Regions from separate parts of the Mus musculus genome. Here region 2 is linked to region 1. Evidence: chromatin loops called from intact Hi-C (ENCODE). Cell type or tissue: gastrocnemius. All regions are shown on one strand. Links, peaks and the distances in the headings refer to the core of each region. The heading gives the core; the rest is flanking DNA.

Evidence for each region. Hi-C counts contacts between places; a loop is a spot of excess contacts. Peaks named below come from ENCODE experiments on the same cell type or tissue, not always from the same donor. Only the 100,000 strongest peaks of a DNase experiment are listed, where the experiment ranks them.
Region 2: a loop joins it to region 1, with 2.7 times the contacts of the local background. A loop is called at or near these places in 9 of 42 quality-filtered maps.

What each region holds. Positions count from the first base shown.
Region 1 is chr10:57,457,226-57,468,044 of GRCm38, reverse strand. No RefSeq gene overlaps it. Among named protein-coding and RNA genes, the nearest start is that of 4930467K11Rik, 24 kb to the left of the region's middle. In gastrocnemius, for the core only: a CTCF peak has its summit at 4,584 (motif pointing left); a DNase peak (open chromatin) is centred at 4,552.
Region 2 is chr10:57,563,222-57,574,040 of GRCm38, reverse strand. No RefSeq gene overlaps it. Among named protein-coding and RNA genes, the nearest start is that of Serinc1, 36 kb to the right of the region's middle. In gastrocnemius, for the core only: a CTCF peak has its summit at 2,640 (motif pointing left); DNase peaks (open chromatin) are centred at 1,706, 2,637 and 4,633.

The DNA.
Region 1 (10,819 bases), core at 1,376-9,375:
GGGGAGTTTAGCCTGAAGGTCAGAAGCTTGGGCCATTGCCTACATGACTACTGACCATGCTTCTCTTGTGGGGGCTGTGGGGGGGGCGATAACTTAGGCAAGGGCCAGAGTTCCAGGAGCATGAGGGAATGCCTACCATGTCATGAAGGTGAATTATCATCACCGGGGTTCAGACCTCAGCTTGACTGGAGACCAGAATGTCTGTGCAGAGCCCAATGCCTCACATCTATTAGGGGTACAAGAAGCACACAGAACACAAAAGAGACTGGCCCAGAAGAGAAATTCCAAATGACAATAATCAAAACACTAAATGTAAGGAACAAATAATGCTAAAAGCTGTAAGGAAAAATCGCACATAACTTATACAGGCAGATCTATTAGAATAATACTTGACTTTCCAATGGAGACTCTAAAAGCAAAAAGGGCCTGCTTTGTGTTCCCCAAACTGTAAAAGACCATAGATGCCAGCTCAGGCTACTATAGTGAGCAGATATTTAAATCACAACAGATGGAGACATTCCACAATAAAACCAAGTGTAAGCAGTATGCAACTACAAATCTACTTCTACAGAAGAATCTAAGATGAAAAATTCAACCTGAACAGGTTAACCACATCCAAGAAAACACAAGGAATCAAACATCCCAAACCAGCAAATCATAAAACGGGAGAAGGAAAAACCTAAACTACTCCAACAAAATAACGGGAGTCAACAACCAGTGTTCATTGGCTGATGACACAACACCCATGGTCTCAATTGCCCAGTGAAAAGACCTAGACTAACAGATTGGAATTTAAATTAGGAGCCATCTTTTCTGCTGCACCCCAAAAATTATCTTAAAGGATAGATATCACCTCGGGGTAAAAGTCTGGAAAAGGATTTTCCCATGAAGCAAGGTAGAATAGCTATCTTAATATCTGACAAAAATAGACCTCAAACAGTCCTAAATGGTTTGTCTCCTTCAAATACCTTCCCTTAAGGATCAAGAAATTCTGAAGAAGAGGAGGTAAAGAGTGTAAGAGGAGTTCGAGGAGACTCAGGAAACAAGGCTCTAAGATATTAAGACAAATACACATATGAACTCATAGAGACTGATACAGCATGCATGGTGCCTACAATGGCCTGGCCACATGGAGTCCTAGAAGGAGAGAAGAAATGGGTACAAGCTTATATCCTTAACCCAGAAGCTATTTCTAACTGATAACCACTCACAAGTAAAATATTTGTTCTCTCCAACTGAGTAGCAATGGGGATACATACCATTAAGGGTAGACTCCATGGCCATGTAGAGGTGAGATCCAATTATCTGCAAATTTCTTGATTTCATTTTTTGATGACTGAGTAGCATTCTATTTACTACATTTTCTTTATTACCAGTTGATGGACATCTAGGTTGTTTCCAGTTTCTGAATATTATGAATAGAACAGCAATGGAGGGGCTGGTGAGATGGCTCAGTGGGTAAGAGCACCCGACTGCTCTTCTGAAGGTCCGAAGTTCAAATCCCAGCAACCACATGGTGGCTCACAACCACCCGTAATGAGATCTGATGCCCTCTTCTGGTGCGTCTGAAGACAGCTACAGTGTACTTACATATAATAAATAAATAAATAAATAAATCTTTAAAAAAAAAAAAAAAAAAAGAACAGCAATGGATATAAATTTAGCAAGTTTTTTTTTTCTTTTGTGGTAGGATTGTGTCCTTTGGATATAAGTCATGTAGTTGCATCTTGAGGTAGATTGATTCTAATTGGAAATTTCATGGAGATTTCATTGAATTTGTAGATTGGTTTTTGTAAGATGACACTTTTTACTATATTAATCCTACTAATCCAAGAGCATGGGGGATCTTTCTGTATTCCGATATCATCTTAAGTTTTATTATCATGATTATGGCAACTCTAAGAAAGGAAAGTATTTAGTTGGAGGCTTGCTTACAGTTTCAGAGACTTAGTTCATTATTACAGCAGGGATCATGGCAGCAAGGAGCATGGCAGCAGCTGAGCAGGCATGGAGTTGGAGAAGTAGTCATCTGTAGGCTGAGATAAAGAAAAACAGAGGGCTGGGTGTGTGCTTTTGAAACTTCAAAACCCACCCCAAGTGACACACTTCCTCCAACAAGGCCACACCCCTGAATTCTTCTTCTATCAGAGTTCCACTCCCTGGTGACTAAGCATTCAAATATAGATATTGTCTTCAATCTCTTTCTTCACTCTCTCAATGTTTTTATCATCAAAGTCTTTCACTTGCTTGGTTAGAGTTGAAGAAGGAGGAGGAAGAGGAGGAGGAGGAGGAGGAGGAGGAGGAGGAGAAAAAGAAGGACAAAGAGAGAGAGACAGAGAGAGAGAGACAGAGACAGAGAGAGACAGAGAGAGACAGAGAGAAAGGGAGAGACAGAGAGAAAGAGAGAGACAGAGAGAAAGGGAGAGACAGAGAGAAAGAGAGAGACAGAGGGGTTGATATGAAAGATGTTATGATTTCTTTCTCAGTCTCTTTGTCGTTTGTATCTAGGAAGGCAACTGCTTTTTGTGAGTTAATTATGTATTCAGCCATGTTTAGGGCCACTTCTGTATATTAGGAATTCATCTGCAAATAAAGATTCTGTGATTTTTTTTCCTTTCCTATTCATATCCCCTTGATTGCCTTTAGTTGTGTTACTGCCCTAGGGAAAGACTTCAGGTACTATATTGAATAGGTACAGAGAGAAAGTGGACCACTTTGCTTGTTCCTAATTTTAGTGGAATTGCTTTAAAAATTTCTCTAAGTTGATATCGACTATGGACTTGCAAGAAAATGCCTTTATTATGTTGAGAATGTCCCTTGTATCCCTAATCTCTCCAGGACTTTTATCATGAAGGGGTGTTAGGGTTTGTCAAGGCCTTTTCTGCATCTAATGATCATGTGCTTTTTGGCTTTCACTTTATTTATGGATTACATTTATCAACTTATGTGTGTTGGACTATCCCTGTATCCCTGGGATAAGGCCTAATTGATCATGGTGGATGATCTTTTTGATATGTGCTTGGATGCAGGTTGGAAGTATTTTATTAAAAATATTTACATTTGGGAAAATTTTCCACAATTCTCTTCATTAGATTTTTATGTGGCTTAAATGAATTGGGCTGTGTTCCCCCTGTTCCTATTTTGTGGACTAATTTAAGGAGTATTGGAATTACCTCTTCTTCAAAAGTCCAGTAGAATGCTGTGCTCCAACCATCTGGCCTTGGACTATTTCTTATTCTTTTATAGCTTGGGAAACTTTTATTTACTGCGTCCGTTTCATTAGGGATTACAAGTCTGTTTAAATTGCTTATTTGATCTTGATTTCACTTTATTAGGTGGTCTGTATTGAGAAAATTATCCATTTTTTTAGATTTTCCAATTTGATTGCCTACAGATTTTTAAAGTATGTCTTTATGATTCTCAGAATTTCCTTGGTATCTGGTATAATCCCCCCTTTCATCTCTAATTTTGTTAATTTGGATCATCTCTGTGATGGTTTGTATATGCTTGGCTCAGGGAGTAGCACTATTAAGAGGTGTGGCCTTGTTGGAGTAGGTGTGTCACTATGGGCACAGGCTTTAAGACCCTCATCCCAGCTGCCTAGAAGTCTTCAGATGAAGATGTAGAACTCTCAGCTCTGCCTGCACCATGCCTTCCTGGACTCTGCCATGCTCCCACCTTGATGATAATGTCCTTTATAAGAGTTGCCTTGGTCATGGTGTCTGTTCACAGCGGTTAAACTCTAAGACAATCTCTCCCTGCTTTTTACTTAATTTGGCTGAGGGTTTGTTGGTGAAAATATAATTTTAAAGAAAAGCAGTGAGCAAGTGTGATATATGGAGATTTGAGAAAATGTGCATCGATAAGCAAGTGGAAGCAAGCAGAGATAAGAGCATTGCCACATCTGGTGTGGACTATCTGTAACAGGGGCTCCTTACAAGTCTGCAGGAATGCAAAGGAGTCTCATGGCCCTTCCCCTCTTGGCGTTCGCTGGTGGTAGACTTGTAAAAGGAACTGTAGAGATGCTGAAAAAATTGTGTTTTCAAAATGTGTTTAAAATAAACGTATATACGACCTTTTCCTAAGCACATTTGCCTTAATATAATATTTGGTAAGAATGGGCTCCCATAGATAGAGTGACATCTTCATACTACGGAGAATATAGAAATCTACTATGTCCCACAGCACGATATCTACATCATCCTTGGTGTGTGACTGGGTTCTTTTTTTTTTTTTAATTTTTTTTTATTACATATTTTCCTCAATTACATTTCCAATGCTATCCCAAAAGTCCCCCATACCTTCCCCCCCACTTCCCTACCCACTCATTCCCATTTTTCTTGGCCCTGGCGTTCCCCTGTACTGGGGCATATACAGTTTGCGTGTCCAATGGGCCTCTCTTTCCAGTGATGGCCGACTAGGCCATCTTTTGATACATATGTAGCTAGAGTCAAGAGCTCCGGGGTACTGGTTAGTTCATAATGTGTGACTGGGTTCTAAGAGGAACTGAGAAAGTTTGTGGACGGTCACTGGATGGCTTTGCCTCTCGCTCCCCCTACTGTCCATATTGTGTTACTGCTGGAACCCATCAACGTGTACAGAAAAAGCACCTGTGCTAAGAAACCCGACTTTTCAATATCAGATGCGTCAATATGGCGTTTAATCTGATTAATTCCTTATTTTTTTTAACTCTTCCAGAATTTCATGTTCTCATGAGAGTTATGTTTAGAAGGTAATTTATGGATTTGTGCTTTCTGAGATCAAAATTTCTCCCCTTATGTCAGTTTCCTTGTGCATAATGATAAATACAAACACATATTATGCATTTCTCTGGGAAGATATGGTTTTACAAAAGCTACCTAGGTGATGTTCCATGCTCACGACTCATCTTCAGAAATGGGATTTCAAAATATTCTTGTAGTATGTAGATATTTTACAAAATTTGTTTCTTGAATTGAAAATTGTTTGAGATACTGGGAAACAAAACTGTAATATATTTATAACATTTAATAAATTGAATTTATATGGATACTAGAGTTAAAAAAAGTCACAAGAAAGCATGCTACAAAAAATGTCACCGAGGACTGCACTTTGTTTAAGAGTAATGGATAAGAGGCTGAAGGAATGGCTCAGCTTTTAAGAGCACTTGCTTAACTTCCATAGGACCCAAGTTTGATTCCCAGCACCCCCAGGGTGAGTTCCCAACATTGTGTAACTCCAGTTCTAGCTGATCTGACTCCTTCTGGCTATTACAGGAACCAGTCATGTGATGCACATATCTATATGTGGGCATCCATCCACATTCATACAATTGGTGGTGTATAAGTGCATAAAATATATTCAATACTGAAAAATGTAAAATTTAATGTGAAACTTTATAGTTTCCATTTTGAATACCAATTCTAAATTGTACATAAGTTCATTAAGTAGTATAGGCTTTAGGTTTGGCTAATGCTTTTGCAACTGATTTTTATAATAAAGTTTGTTTTATACTAAATAAAAATATAAATCTTAAAAATTATAATGGACAAATCGAACAAAATAGCATTCAAGGGATGTGGGTGAGGTAAATATGGGGACAATCTGTGATACCTTCATAAAACTATAGCAAATCCAAACTTATTCCAAAACAAAAAATTATTTAAAATTGCAACTCTTTAATTAATTGCCATTTAAGAAATTTATGATAAAATTTTGGGCTGAACTTCCTCACTGCTTATGTGCTTGAAGATGTTTATACTTTTCTATTTTTGTATTTGGTGGACAGCTTTGTCCAATTCGGAATCCTAGGTGAAAAATCATCATCCTTCAGAATTTTGAAACGATTCTTTTTTTTTTCCTACAACCTTGTAGTTCTTACCATTCTGATGATAGTTTGTGCTTATTCCTTTTTAAGGGAATTGGCTTTCACCTTTGCACTAGCCACCCATTCCCAGTCTTGCCTCCACAACCTCCCCACCTCTGCCTCCTTCCCTTTGCCTCTAAGAGAGTGCTCCCTCACCCACCCACCCACTCCCAGCTCACCCCTCCAGCATCCCCCTTCTCTGGGGCAACAAGCCTCCACAGGACCAGGGCCTTTCCTTCCATTGATGCCAGATAAGGCCATCCTCTGCTACATATGTATCGGAAGCCATGGACCCACCTGTGTATACTTTTTGGTTTGTGGTTTAGTCCCTGTGAGCTCTCTTAATTGATACTGTTGTTCTTCCTATGGGGTTGCAATTCCCTTCTGCTCCTTCAATCCTTCCCCTAACTCTTCCATTGGGGTCCCTGGCTCAGTTTGATGGTTGCCTGTGAGTATCTGCATCTGTCTTAGTCAAGTTCTGGCAGAACCTTTCAGAGGACAGCCATACCAGGCTCCTGACTACAAGCATTTCTTAGCATCAGCCATAGTGTTGGGGTTTGGAGCCTCCGGATAGGATGGATCCCAAGGTGAAAGGTCTCTGGATGGCCTCCAGTCTTTGATACATTTTTTGTCCTTGTGTTTCCTTTAGACAGGAACAATTCTAGGTTAAAAATTTTGAGTTGTGTGGGTAGTACCATCCCTCCACTGGGGGACATGCGTATCTACTGGAGGTCTCTTCAGGTTCTATCTCTCCCCTGTTGAGTATTTTGGCTATTATCATCGCCATTAGCCTGACATCTGGAACTTTCTAGAGATCTCCACCCCCCAGCCCCCAACCCGTTTCTCACCTGCACTGCTACTTATTTCTATTCGTTCTCTTGGCCCTCTGGACTTCTCTCCTGTCTCTTCCTGTACCTGGTCCTGCCCCCTTTCCCCTCCCCCCTTCCCCCCAGTATCCTCCCTCGGTCTGTCTCCTGTGATTATTAGTTTGTTTCCCTTTCTAAGTGGAATCCACACTTTGGCCTTCCTTCTTGCTAAGCTTCATATGGCCTGTGAGTTGTATTGTGGCTATTCTGAGCTTTTGGGCTAATATCCACTTATCAGTGAGTACATACTATTTGTGTCCTTTTGGATCTGGGTTAACTCACTCAGGATGATATTTTCTACTTCCATCCATTTGCCTACAAAGTTTGGGAGGTCTTTATTTTTAATAGCTGAATACTATTCCTTTGTATAAATGTACCACATTTTCTCTATCCAGTCTTCCATTGAGGGACATTTGGGTTGTTTCTAGCTTCTGGCTATTAAAAATAAGGCTGCTATGAACATAGTGGGACACATGCCCTTGTTATATGTTGGAGCATCTTTTGGGTGTATGACTAGCCATGGTGTAGCTGGGTCTTCAGGTAGAACTATCTCCAATTTGCTGAAGAACAACCAGATTGATTTCGAAAGTGGTTGTACCAGCTTGCAATCCTACCGGCAAAGGAGGAGTGTTTCTCTTTCTCCACATCCTCTCCAGCATCTGATGTCACCTGCGTATTTGATCTTAGCTGTTCTGATTGGTGTAAGGTAGAATCTCAGGGTTGTTTTGATTTGTATTTCCTTGATGACTGAGGATGCTGAACATTTCTTTAGGTGCTTCTTGGTAATTCGAGATTCCTTAGTTGAGAATTTCTAGCTTTAAAATTAAAATTAAATTAATTTAAATTGGGTTATTTGTTTTTCTGGAGTCTAACTTCTTTAATTCTTTGTATATTTTTGATGTAGGGTTCATAAAGATCTTTCCCCAAGCTGTAGGTTACCGTTTTGTTCTGTTGACAAAATAGAACCAAGTAGCTTTGCCTTCCAGAAGCTTTTCAGTTTCATGAGGTCCCATTTGTCATTTTTTGATTTTAGAGCCTGAGCCATTGGTGTTCTGTTCAGGAAAATTTCCCCTGTGTCAACATGTTTGTTTGGGTTTTCCCCCACTTCCTTTTCTATTTGATTCAGCATATCTGGTTTTATGTAGAGGTCCTGGATACACTTGGACTTGAGCTTTGTATAAGGAGATAAAAATGGATCATTTTGCATTCTTCTACATGCAGACTATCAGTTAGACCAGTATTTTTTTAAATAAATGTTTTCTTTTTTCCACTGTATGGTTTTGAGTTATTTGCTAAAGATCAAATGACCATAGCTGTGTGGGTTTATTTCTGGGTCTTCAATTCTATTCACTGATCTACCTGCCTGTCTCTGTACCAATACCATGCGTTTTAAAATCACTATTGCTCTGTAATGCAGCTTGAGGTCAGGGATTGGTGATTCCCCAAGAAGTTCTTTTATTGCTTAGAATTGTTTTTTGCTATTCCATTTTTTGGTTATTCAATATGAAGTTAAGAATTGCTCTTTCTACCTCTGTGAAAAATTGAATTGGAATTTTGATGGAGGTTGCATTGAATCTGTAGATTGTTTTTGGTAAGATGGCCATTTTTTGCTATGTTAATCCTGTTTATCCATGAACATGGGGGAATCTTTCCATCTTCTGAGGTGTTCTTGGATTTCTTTCTTCAGAGACTTTAAGTTCTTGCTATATAGATATTTTATTTTCTTGGTTAGAGTTAAACCAAGGTATTTTATATTATTTGTACTGTTGTGAGGAGTGTTTTTCCCTAATTTCTTTCTCAGCCATTTATCCTTTGAGTGAGTTAGGCTACTGATTTTTAAAGTTAATTTTATATTCAGCCACTTTGCTGAAGTTGTTTATCAGGTGTAGGAGTTCTCTGGTAGAATTTGTGGGGTCGTTTATGTATACTACCACATCGTTTGCAAACAGTGATACCTTGACTTTTTCCTTTCCAATTTGTATCCCTTTGACCTCTTTTTGTTGTCTAATTGCTCTAGCCAGAACTTGGAGTGCTATGTTGAATAAATAGGGACAGAGTGAACAGCCTTATCTTGTCCCTGAGTTTAGTGGGATTGCTTCAAGTTTCTCTCCACTTAGTTTGATATTGGCTGTTGGTTTGTTGTATATTGCTTTTATAATGTTTAGGTATGTGCCTTGAATTCCCTATCTTTCCAAGAGTTTTAACATGAAGGGGTGTTGTATTTTGTTAAAGGCTTTTCCAGCATCTAATGAAATAACCATGTTTTTCCCCTTTGAGTTTGTTTATATAGTAGATTACATTGATGGCTTTCTTTATATTGAACCATCCCTGTATCCAGGGGATGAAGCTTACTTAATCATGATGAATGATGGTTCTCATATGTTCTTGAATCTAGTTTGTGAGATTTTATTGAATATTTTTGCATCCATATTCATAAGCAAAATTGAAATCCAGCCTTAATCCATGGTGATCAGATAGAATTTATGGCATTATTTCAGTCTCTTTCTTTTTAGGTCTCTGTGTGGTTTAGGTATGAGAGTAAGTACAGCTTCACAGAATGAATTAGATAGTACTGCTTCTGTTTCTATTATGTGGAATAGTTTGAGAAGTATTGGTATTAGCTTCTTTGAATGTCTGGTATACCATCCAGCCTTGGGCTTTTTTTGGTTGGGAGACTACTAATGACTGCTTCTATTTCCTTAGGGATTATGAGAATGTTTAGATAACTTATCTGGTCCTGATTTAACTTTGTTACCTGGTATCTGTCTAGAAAATCAACCATTTCCTCTAGATTTCCCAGTTTTGTTGAGTATAGGCTTTTGTAGGGGGAGCTGATGATTTTTGAATGTCTCCAGTTTCTGTTGTTATATCGCTCATTACTGGTTTTGTCAGTTTGGCTTATGGTTTAACTATCTTTAGTTTGGCTTATGGTTTGTCTATCTTGTTGAGTTTTTCAAAGACTCAGCTCTTTCTTTTCTTGATTCTTTCTGTAGTTCTCTTTATTTCTAATTGGTTTATTTCAGCCCTGAGCTTGAGTATTTCCTGATGTCTACTCCCTTTGGCTGTATTTACTTCTTTTTTTTTCTAGAGCTTTCAGACTTACTGTTAAGTTGCTAGTGTATGCTGTCTCTAGTTTCTTCTTTGGAGGCACTCAGAGCTATGAGTTTTCCCCCTTAGTACTGCTTTCATTGTGTTTCATAAGTTTGGGTATGCTGTGCCTTTATTTTCACTAAATTATAGAAACTCTTAATTTCTTTCTTTATTTCTTCCTTGACCAAGTTATCATTGAGTAGAGAAGTTGTATAGTTTTTATGAGTATGTGAATTTTCTGTTGTTTTTGTTGTTACTGAAGACCAGCCTTAGTCCGTGATGATCTGATAGGATGCATTTAAATCTTCTTGTATCTGTGGAGGCCTGTTTTGTGACCTAATATATGGTCAACTTTGGAGAAGGTGCCATGAGGTGATGAACAAAATATTCTTTTGTTTTATGGTGAAATGTTCTGTATATATCTGTTAGATCCATATGGTTCATAACTTCTGCTAGTTTCACTGTGTCTCTGTTTAGTTTCTGTTTCTATGATCTGTCCATTGCTGAGAGTGGGGTGTTGAAATCTCCCACAATTATTGTGTGAGGTTTAATGTGTGTTTTGAGCTTTAGTAACATTTCTTGCACAAATGTGGATGCCCTTGCATTTGGGGTGTAGATATTCAGAATGGAGAGTTCCTCTTGGTGGATTTCCCCTTTAACGAGAATGAAGTGTCCTTCTTCATCTGTTTTGGTAACTTTTGGTTGAAAGTCTATTTTATTGGATATAAGAATGGCTACTCCAGGTTGTTTCTTGGCACCATTTGCTTAATTTTTTTTTTATCCTATTAATTTGAGGTAGTGTCTGTCTTTGTCACTGAGGTGTGTTTCCTGTATGCAACAAACTTCTGTGTCCTTTTTAAGCCCAGTCTGTTAGCTTATGTGTTCTTATTGGTGAATTGAGTACATTGATGGTGAGAGATATTAAAGACCAATGATTGTTGGTTTCTGTTATTTTTGTTGTTAGAGGTGATATTATGTTTGTGTGGTTCTCTTCTTTTGGGTTTGTTGTGAGATGATT
Region 2 (10,819 bases), core at 995-8,994, 110 kb before region 1:
AGTGCAATTGTGTTACATCATTGTTCAAGCTATCAGAAATAACTATCTCTGAGCATTCAGGTATTTCTAAAAAATAAAAAAAATTTTTAAAAAAGCTAAAATTAGACTCAAAATGCATTCCATGGTTGGTATCAACCTTCAAGGGATCTGAAACTACAGCTGGCATGGTTTCAGCATCCATGTATAGCCGCTGAGGACTGGGCACAGGTACTGTTTAGACCACTGCAAACAAAGCAATGCCTCGCTGAATCTCGAGCCTTTCCAGGTAGCCAAGGCCCTGACACTCCACAACAGAGTGGATTTTATAGTTAAGTGAATGATCTGTTTTCACACATATAATGAAGTTAATCAATAGTAAGGATTAATAAACAAGGATCAGAAAGAGGAGAGAGAAAGGAACAATCACTTCGCTTAAAGGATAATGCAGATTATTATCCATATTCTTTAACCTATGCTTCCCAGGATCAAAACACCTGATACTCTGTAGTGAAGCTACCGAAAAGAAATTCTATTTTTTTTACTGCAAAATCATAAAAAAAAACAATGTTTGATATGTACCATGGGACAACATATGTAAAAAATACAGTAACTAATTATTCTGTGGAAATCAACCATATCCAGATATCTATACTCTTATTGCCTGTCTAAAGCAGTCATCAGTATTCTAAGAGCAATCACAGATAGCATACATTTCTGTATAAATTCCTATTGCATACCATAAAACTTTCACATCCGCGATGTAGAAGGAAAACAAATATTTCTTGTACTAACTGTGTGAACTGGTTGCACTAAAAAAAATGTATCTGAAAGGACATGTTCAATAAGCAATCTTTTAAGGGCATAGTTAATTTTTATTAGCACCTATTAAGCCCCTGCTGTATATTATATAGAACACAGTATAATTTAGTCTATTCCAAGTAGGAATTGATTATTTTCACTGTCTCGTCTCATTGCCAAATACTTAGTACTAAATAGATTGTAGAGGAAAGCATTCTCACAGGGCCAATCCAAGTGTCATCTCAGCAAACTCATGATAACTCAGAGTCACTTGTGGGCATGGGATTGGAAGGACTGGTTTTATGTAGCCATGTGTCTTAGGACTTAGGCTGAGTTCCATTCTTTAAGTTGTAGTTTTCCATCTTACTCTCACATGTTCACCTTTATCACTTAAAATAGTTAAAATTGAAAGCAGGGTACAAATTACTTCCTTGGACTATCTTTGAAAATCTTGTAATGGTAAACCATACTATTATAAAAATTCTGAAATTTATTTGAAAGAAACCTAAATGGGCTTTTCACGGAGGACATTCTAGGACATTTAAAAACATCAAACACTAATATCTTCTGTACTCAGTGTTTTCCTCAAACCAAAACAGAAAGGAGATTTTTCTTAGCGGCAACTCTTCTCTATTCCTTTGCAATATGTTCCTGAATCAAAAGAACCAAAATATTGTCAAGGAGTTTATCCATTATCCATTATCCACTATCCATTATCTGTTATCCACTATCCATTATCTATTATTGCTTCCAACGGGATCGCAAAAGTCTTGTGGCTTAGACCATTCTCTTGTTTCTCCACACTGCAGCGTGTATTAGAGAATAGTTAACATTCTTGCCCCATATTTTGTTATTATAATAACAAAAATAGACCCATGTGTTTCCAACTGTCCATCGCAATCAGACACCATCTGGTGCCACTGGCTGGCTCTGTCCCAGTTTCCACAAAGGAAACAAAAGCCCAGAGAGGTTGAATGGCTTTAGTGAATCACAAAGCCAACAGAATTCAAACCACCAGGCAGGCATTCTCTATTCAGTTCCCTAAAGATGCATGTTTGCTTGCTTAATTCTGTAAACCTCAATTTTCAGCAAGTTTTACATTTAGACTAAATATGAATCAATAAGACTTTCAAACAAGGAAATAAGTACAAACCAGTGCAGATATTGTGTAGGAAAGATATAGAGGTGAATAAATTTCATTCTCTATGAATATACACATATGTCCCCAAATAAACAGCATGTAAAAAATAATCAAAGGAATAACTCTATTGAAATGTGTATAAAATCTGGCAAAACTATTCTTAAGCAAACTCATCTTATATTTAAAATTACTTGATAGGGAAAATAAACAGAAATGACAAACACTTTTAAAAAATAAAACAAAATGTTAGGAGAACAAAAAATAAAACCAAGTCTGTAAATTGTGAAGAAATTGAGAAAAAAACTCTTTCAAAATTTATCATCTCTTATCTCCCTTATGATGGTTTAGGAATTAATAAGAAAAATATAGGTTTATGCAAATGTCGCTGAAGCTCCCTTTTGTCCTGACTGTGTCTGATGTGAACGCTGAGGAGTCCAGAGTCACTGTGGATCCTAAAGGCTCAGACTGCACAGTGAGCTCAGGATGTCCCTGAACCTGCAACCTGCTTATTTCACTCTGTTTACATTTGTTTGGTTGGTTGGTTTATTTTTTTTTCTCTCAAGCACTGCCCATAAACAATTGGTAATTATCCAGTGCTTACTAAGTTTAAATCCAAGCGTCTGCTTCTTAGCACCAACAAGTGAAACTATTGATCTGGATGTCCAAGACTCAACTGACTTGGTCACATATATCGCTCCTGCACTGTGGCTCTCTGCTGCCCCCTCTTGGTTGTAGACAGGATTCCTTCAGACACTGGGACATGCTTTTAAGGCAGTCTAAGCTTTTAGTAATGTAATTACCAAGAATTTTGGTACTCCTAAACGTCACAGAGAGATAAATAAAACGGACTCATTGTAAAAGCAGCGTGTATATGTTTTACTACGTCGCTTCAGAAATCAACTCCATTTCAGTTCAGTATTTTCTAGATTAACCTTGGTTTTTTAAAATAAAAATGGTTGACTTACCTAACTCTCCCAATTGTTCAATGATTCACGGCAGGTTTTATTATTGTTGTTGTTCATAAACAGTTCTAAAATACTATAAAACTGAATGTATACATTTTCAGAGGGCATCTACCAGGACACCGTGTTATGCTTCCTGGATCCATCATCAAGAAAGGACTGACTGCACCCAATGAGCCAGGCGCTGTCTAGGCGTAGCATGAACCTTCTAGATACCTACATTTGTGATGAGTAAATTCCTGTGTGTGAAGGAACGCTTTGCTGAGCAGACACAAATGAAAGGATGTTCTGCTAAAGCAAGCACGTGAAAGGACGCGTGATGAAGAAGAACTCTTTGCTAACAGCACACATGTACTGGGCTGCCTTACATCCTTGTTGTGCTTCATTTGTTGTGACTCCATAGAGAGAAATGCACCCAACAAAACTTCTTGAAAAGTTCTGAGATTGCTTGCTACTTCCTCGGACTTGGGCCAATAGGCAGAGTGATGTCAACTGATAACGGACTCACGTGCAGTTTTGCTAAGACAGACAGCCTCATGTGGAGGCAAGACTTGTGCTAAGGCAATACCCGTGGAGGACATGTGATTTTTGGAAGGAGTATAAATAGGACTCAACGGACTGTGAGAAGGGCTTGCAGGCAGAGCTAGCTCTGCCATGCTTCCTGGTTTCACCTCTTCGCTGAGAGAGGCATGGCAGAGAACATCTCCTGATGTCTCTGCTAGTCCTAGTTCCTCCTGCTGACTCGTGTCCATTTGCCTGAGGCCTGCCTGTTCCTGTTCTGCCCTGCCATGGCTGCTGCTTTCCTGACACTACTGAACTAGACAGCTGGGATATCTGTGAAGTGCCTGCAAGTGGATCGAGCTGCCACTGCTGACCTGTGAACTGAACTGCTGAGTTCCTGACAACACAGATGGAACTGGCTCCAAAGATCCATCCCTAAACAGATCCACTTCCCCATATCATAATAACATTTCTTTCCCACTGGGGGGTGGTGGGCTAGATGGGAAATTGAAGTGTTTAAGCACCATCATTAAAAATAGGCTTTGAAAAATTTAAATTTACAGTATACAAGTGATCCAAATGTCATAGACTATAAACCAGGGTTCTCAACCTCCCTGATGCTGAAACCCATTAATACATTCCTTAGGTTGTGGTGACCCTGGACCACAAAATTATTTTCATTGCTACTTCATAACTGTACTTTTGCTGCTGTTATGAATCATAACGTAAATACCTGTGCTTTTAATTTTTAAGGGGTGTTAGGTGACCCCTTTGAAGGGTCACCAATGGTCATGACTCACAAGTGGAGAATCACTCAGCTAAGCCCAGGCTACTCTTGTGTTTATGGCTGATTCCTGATACAACAGCAGCTGTGATGTCCAATCCTCCAGCACTGGTCAGCTGCTAACGGTTTCTATCTCCATGCTTCAATTCACAAATCCAAGCATCTTCTGAGCCTGCTGTCTTCTCATGGAGACCCGGAAACACACTAACAGCTCTCTCATGTTGTTTGCTATGTGCTTCCCATACATACTAATTTCCAGATTCCAGTTCCATCCTCTCTCCTTTCTGCCCCTTATTTATTAATCCTTTCAGTTGAGTGACTGAATCGTATATCTGGACAGACAACTCACTTAACAACAAAATCGACTTTGTCTCAGAGTGTGAGTGCCTTGACTCCCGGAAAGGCTAGGGATCTGGCGAGGCATTGCTTTATTTGCCATGGTCTAAGCAGCACCCGTGTCACTGAGCTCAGCGTGGCGCTGAGCAGCTAAATTCGGATGCAGAAAGCATGCCAGCTGCAGTTTCAGATCCCTTGAAAGCTGATGTCAATCTCACTAAATCCAAACTATGGATAGATTTTCTCATGCCTTAGTATTCCACGGGATTTACTGTTTTTGTTGCTGATCCAGTCCTTATTAGCCTAAACCATTGTCCTATATCAAGAGTGGCTACACCGACTCGTATTACCAACACCCAGGGGGCTGAATAGATGAGGATCACTGCAAATCTGGGACCAGCTTCAGATCCATGGAGAAGTCTTTCCTAATATTTTAATCTAAGTCCAAAACAAAAATAAATATATTTTTCTGTTCTATTTTAAGTGAGCTATAGCTGTCTTTTCTTCCCTGTTTATTATTATTATTATTTCATCATTACTATTTTGAATGCTGGGGATCAAACCCAGGTTCTCAGGCAAGCAGGCAGGATCTCGATCACTAATCCTTCTACTTTTATTTTAGGAAATACCTTTATTCTGTAGACTAGCATTTAGACCTTTCATAGTCTGTTAAATAGGTTAATTCATTTTCCCTATTGTCTTGCTCTATTCTCAAAAGAAATACAGAGGACCTAAATACCATACTTGGGGAAATCATGTATTTTAAGAGTGTTCCCAAATTATGACTCATGGAATGTGACATATGTTTATTTTATTTCAGGGAACATAATGTGTTGAATTTATATAAATTTAGGGAACATTGGATTAAACAATGTTAAATAGGCTTATTCATGGTAGAATTTCTGAAATCCTTCATAAAGTACTCTGTACTGTAAATTTCTAATAGGAAATTATCAGTCCTACCTGAGAAAGATCAACTTGAGACTATTCTCATTTTTTGTTAGTTTTTTTAATTCACATTTTATTTCTGAAATTAAGTATCTTTTCAAATCAAAGTACAAAATACATATTTATACAGCCCCATATGATGTTTAATACCCTTGTAAATTGAGCACTGTTTAAGTCAAAGTAAATATATCTATTCAAATATTTATTATTTTATGGTAAAAACACTAAAAGTACTTTCATTACATATACATATACATATACATACACATACACATACACATACACATACACATACACATACACATACACATACATATACATATACATATATAAAACCAGTTGGGGAGATGGTCTAGTTTGTAAACTGCTCACTACACAAGAACAAGAATTTAAGTTCAGATCGCTGTATCCATGGAAAAGCCAGAGTGTGGCACAGATAGAAGGATCCATGAAGCTTCCTGGAATGCCAGACCAGTCAAATGAATGAGTTCTAAGTGTAGGAGAGACCTTGGGTAACACCACTATAGCCTCCAGATGTACATGTACATGCATCCACCAACATGTATATGTACCACACATGCGAACACAGTGCTTTTTGGTTATATGAACTCACTCTGCTGTGCAGCACCATATCAGAAATTTTCCTACCTGAACTGTACGTCAATGGCCATGTTTTCCCAGTTCTCCTGAACGCCTACTCTTCCAGTCCCTGGAGGCAACTATCTGACCCTCAGCCTCAGCTGTCTCATATTCCATGTATCAGTAAGATCTGGAGGCATCTCTCTTCTCTTTCTGGATTATTGCACTGAACCATGTAATTCATTTCCATTCATGTGTCATAAATGACAAGGTTTGTTCTCCCCAGTCCCTGGGACTGTTCTTCTATGTCCAGATTCTCCTGTTAACAAAGATAAATAATAAATACTATTTCATGTACTGTAATAGTTCCTCGTAGAATATACTGCTCACAAATTAAATCAAATCGTACCTTATAATGATCCAAATTTCAAGAATTGATGGTTAAGATGTAAAGTGGGCCTCTAGTTTCCAAAGAAGATACTACATTTAAAAATTAGTGCTGGTGATCCAATCCAGATTCTCACTGATAGACATTTTCTCTCCCTCAATGACATAGATATAGGCCAGATTAGACAAGATTAAAAGTAGGTAAAGGCAAGTTTATTAGGAGGCAGCTCTGGGGTGGGTTCACTGCTCTGACAAGTGGAAGTAAGTGAAGTCATGCATCTGGCTAAAGCATGGCAGTTTTATAGATCTTAGGCGAAAAGTGATGACTGTCAGCTATGGGCCAGGATTGTGTCCATATATGGTCAAAAACTGAGCCCCTGGCAGGTTCTCTTGGATGGGTTGTTGGAAAAGCAGAGACACGGACTGATGACATGTTAGCCTGGAGTTTTCTCCAAGAGACTAGAGGAGTTTTCTCTGTGTAGGAGGGGTTGGGGGAAGGAGGGCAGGTGGGGTTTCCCAGCTTCTTCAGGGCAAAACCAGGGGTACCAGCCTAACACTCATGAAGACTAAGCAGCACTCCTCCATGCAGCCACACTCCTAGCCTCCAATTCAAATCCTTTAAGATATATATATATATATATATATATATATATACATGTATGTACATGTGTGTGTTATATATAAAATATATAATCTAAATATATGCATTCATTTTATATAATTGACTTACTGTTTGTAAAACTATCTTCACATGCTACCTGGGGTAGATCAGCAGCCAGATACCCACCCACACCAACAACCAATGTTCCTCCCAGGAAGTCTGCAGAAATCAAAGAAATAGGTGAGACTCTCACCCAAATTCCCACTCAAACTGGGAAAACCACGGGGCCCAGCTGACACAGGACACCCCACCCCCAACCCCAGCTCGAGCTCCACCTTTCTTCCAGCCTGATTTCTTCCCTGGTCCATATCAGCAGGCAGGTACATAGCCACAAAGACAGACTGTGTGCCTTCCAGGATGTCTGCAGAAAACAAAGACACAGGAGAGAATCTCACCCAAATACCCATGCCTGCTGAGACAACCACAGGGACCATCTGAAGAGAGACCCACCTCCCCCCACAAACTCCACCCCCTGAGCTCCACCCTTCTTCCAGCCCACTTCCTACTCTGGCCAGATCAACTACTAGATACCCACCCACACGCCACAGCCTATCTGCCTCCCAGGAGGTCCACAGTAACCAGGGACACAGCCCTAACTCTGCTCTAACCAGAGACACAAGAGCCCACCCTAACTAGACACAGCATTGCCTGCCTCCAAGGAGACTGGCTCTAGTCAGAGACACCCAGGCCAATTAACATCAGAGATAACCAGAGAGACAGAGGCAAGTGTGAGATCATAAGCAACAGAAACCAATGCAATCACCCACCATGAGAACCCAGTTCTCCCACCACATCAAGCCCTGGATACCCCAATATGCCTGAAAAGCAAGATAATGACTTAAAATCCCATCTTATGACAATGTGTGTGTGTGTGTGTGTGTGTGTCTCTCTCTCTCTCTCTCTCTCTCTGTGTGTGTGTGTGTGTGTATCTACCTATGTTTCTATGTGTAGTGTGTGTATCTGTCTGTCTGTCTATGTTTCTACATGTGGTGTATATGTGTGGTTGGCTGTCTATGTGTCTGTGTATGTGTCTGTGTGTGTTTGTGGATATGTCTCTGTGTGTGTGTGTGTGTCTGTTTCTCTGTGTGTGTGTGTGTGTGTGTGTGTGTGTGTGTGTGTGTCTGTCTGTCTGTGTATCTGTGTGTATCTGTGTGTATCTGTCTGTGTATCTGTGTGTCTGCCTATGTGTCTACATGTCTGATATACATGTATTCTATCTGGACTGTTTCAAGGTAGCAAAATACACAATCGTAAAAATAGCACAAAGCACACGGATTCCTTTGAGTTGAAGACAATTGAGAAGAAGGGGATATAAGGAAAGCTCTCTACCCTGCCTATGCTGTCTACCAGGAGAAAGATCTACAAAGATATCCTATATCATCCCACAAGGAAGAACAAAATGAAATTGCCAAAGATTCTGAACACTCCCCCCCCCCCTTATCATGTTACCTTTCCTTACCAAATGTTATGTGAGGCCAGATTTCAATCAAACCTTTGAATTGGCCTCATCTGGTATTTGTGTGTGTGTGTGGGGGGTGGGGGGGGGAGCCGCCCTCACATTCGCCGTTACAAGATGGCGCTGACATCCTGTGTTCTAAGTGGTAAACAAATAATCTGCGCATGTGCCAAGGGTAGTTTTCCACTACATGTGCTCTGCCTTCCCCATGACGACAACTCGGCCGATGGGCTGCAGCCAATCAAGGAGTAATACGTCCTAGGCGGAGAATAATTCTCCTTAAAAGGGACGGGGTTTCGCCATTCTCTCTCTTGCTCTGGATCTTGCTCTCTGGCTCCTGAAGATGTAAGCAATAAAGCTTTGCCGCAGAAGATTCCGGTTTGCTGCGTTCTTCCTGGCCGGTCGCGAACGCGTGTAAGATGTGTGTGTGTGTGTGTGCTAAGAAACATCTTTGTCTTTCTCTTATTGGCCTAGCTCTCTTAAGTTCAGTTTAGGAGGGCATCAACCAGAGAATTCACAATATTAAGTAGAAATCTTCCCACCCTGCAGTGCGTGCCTCAAACTTTTTTGAAGTATTGAGGTACCTGGCAGATAGTTCCAAAAGTTATTTTTCTGTTTCATCCTCATTAATTTGGATGTGTGCAGGACAGGATCAATTTATAATTACGAACTATTCTTATATTTATAATTAAAATTTTTGATAAATTAATAGTTGTCTAGTTACTTTCAAGTAATGCTCATTAAAATTGTGATTTCAAAACTGAGCATAATTGTAAAATGAATTAGAGAATCACAAATGTTAATTCTCCATATACTTTATGCCTAGTTTCTTTTCAAACATGAGGAAACTATGCATTAAAAAGCAGCAAATTACTGCAAATATAATTAATGAACAATGATTTTTAATCTCTAGGCTTTGGTTCATCAAGATTTGTTAATAAATTCATGTAATTGTATAGTTTGGAAAGTAACCATTCACAGCTACAAGAAAACAAATCATAGAATATCTAAGATACAATTTGCAAAACACATGAAACTCAAGAAGAAGGAAGACCAAATTGTGGCTCCTTCATCCCTCCTTAGAATGGGGAACAAAATACTCATGGAAGGAGTTACAGAGACAAAGTTTGGAGCTGAGACGAAAGGATGGACCATTCAGAGACTGCCCTACCCAGGGATCCATCCCATAATCAACCACCAAACGCAGACACTATTGCATATGCCAGCAAGAATTTGCTGACAGGACCCTGATATAGCTGTCTCTTGTGAGGCTATGCCAGTGCCTGGCAAATACAGAAGTGGATGCTCACAGTTATCTATTGGATGGAACACAGGGCCCCCAATGGAGGAGCTAGAGAAAGTACCCAAGGAGCTGAAGGGGTCTGCAACCCTATAGGTGGAACAACAACATGAACTAACAAGTACCCCAGAGCTTGTGTCTCTAGCTGCATATGTAGCAGAAGATGGCCTAGTTGGCCATCATTGGGAAGAGAGGCCCCTTGGTCTTGCAAACTTTATATGCCTCAGTACAGGGGAACGCCAGGGCCAAGAAGTGGGAGTAGGTGGGTAGGGGAGCAGGGAGGGGAGGGTATAGAGGACTTTCAGGATAGCTTTTGAAATGTAAATGAAGAAAATATCTAATAAAAATTGAAAAAAAAAGAACAGGAAGGGCATTAATATTTGTTTAGTATTGTCAATGGTTATGCTCAGTATATGTTTAAAATTCATTTTATACCCATTCATTTAATGAATATGGTAATAAGTTATGTTAGATGCTGAGGTTACAATGATTTACATGGAAAATATTATTGTCTTTACAGAACTTAACTTGTCTTATAGGGCCAGAGATTATAAATGCACTCAAAATGTAGCATAATTCTAAGGTGAAGGACATCCAATGAATAAGTCTGGAGAAAGGAGAGACATGGATATAGGTATATTGGAGGAAGAATAGTATTCTGTGTAGTGAACTGTCTTGAAATAGGTGAGGTTTGAGTGGGACCTCAAAAGACAAGGAGAAAAACCAGACTTTGAAGCTATCACAGGGACAGGAAGCAGGCAGGAGCAGGTTGACAGGAGGAAAGTTAAGTTCACTTATTCCAGAAACAAGATCTTGCTACAATAGGTGGGCAGATGAAGAAATCGGGATGTGGCTGGAGAAGAGAGCAGATTGACCTGTTGGCTCTGAAGTGAAGCCAGAATTTCTTATATCATGCAGGGAAATCTCTAGGAAAGAATGTCATGTGATTTGCATTCTGTGAATGCTCTGTGGCTGTTGTTCTGGAGA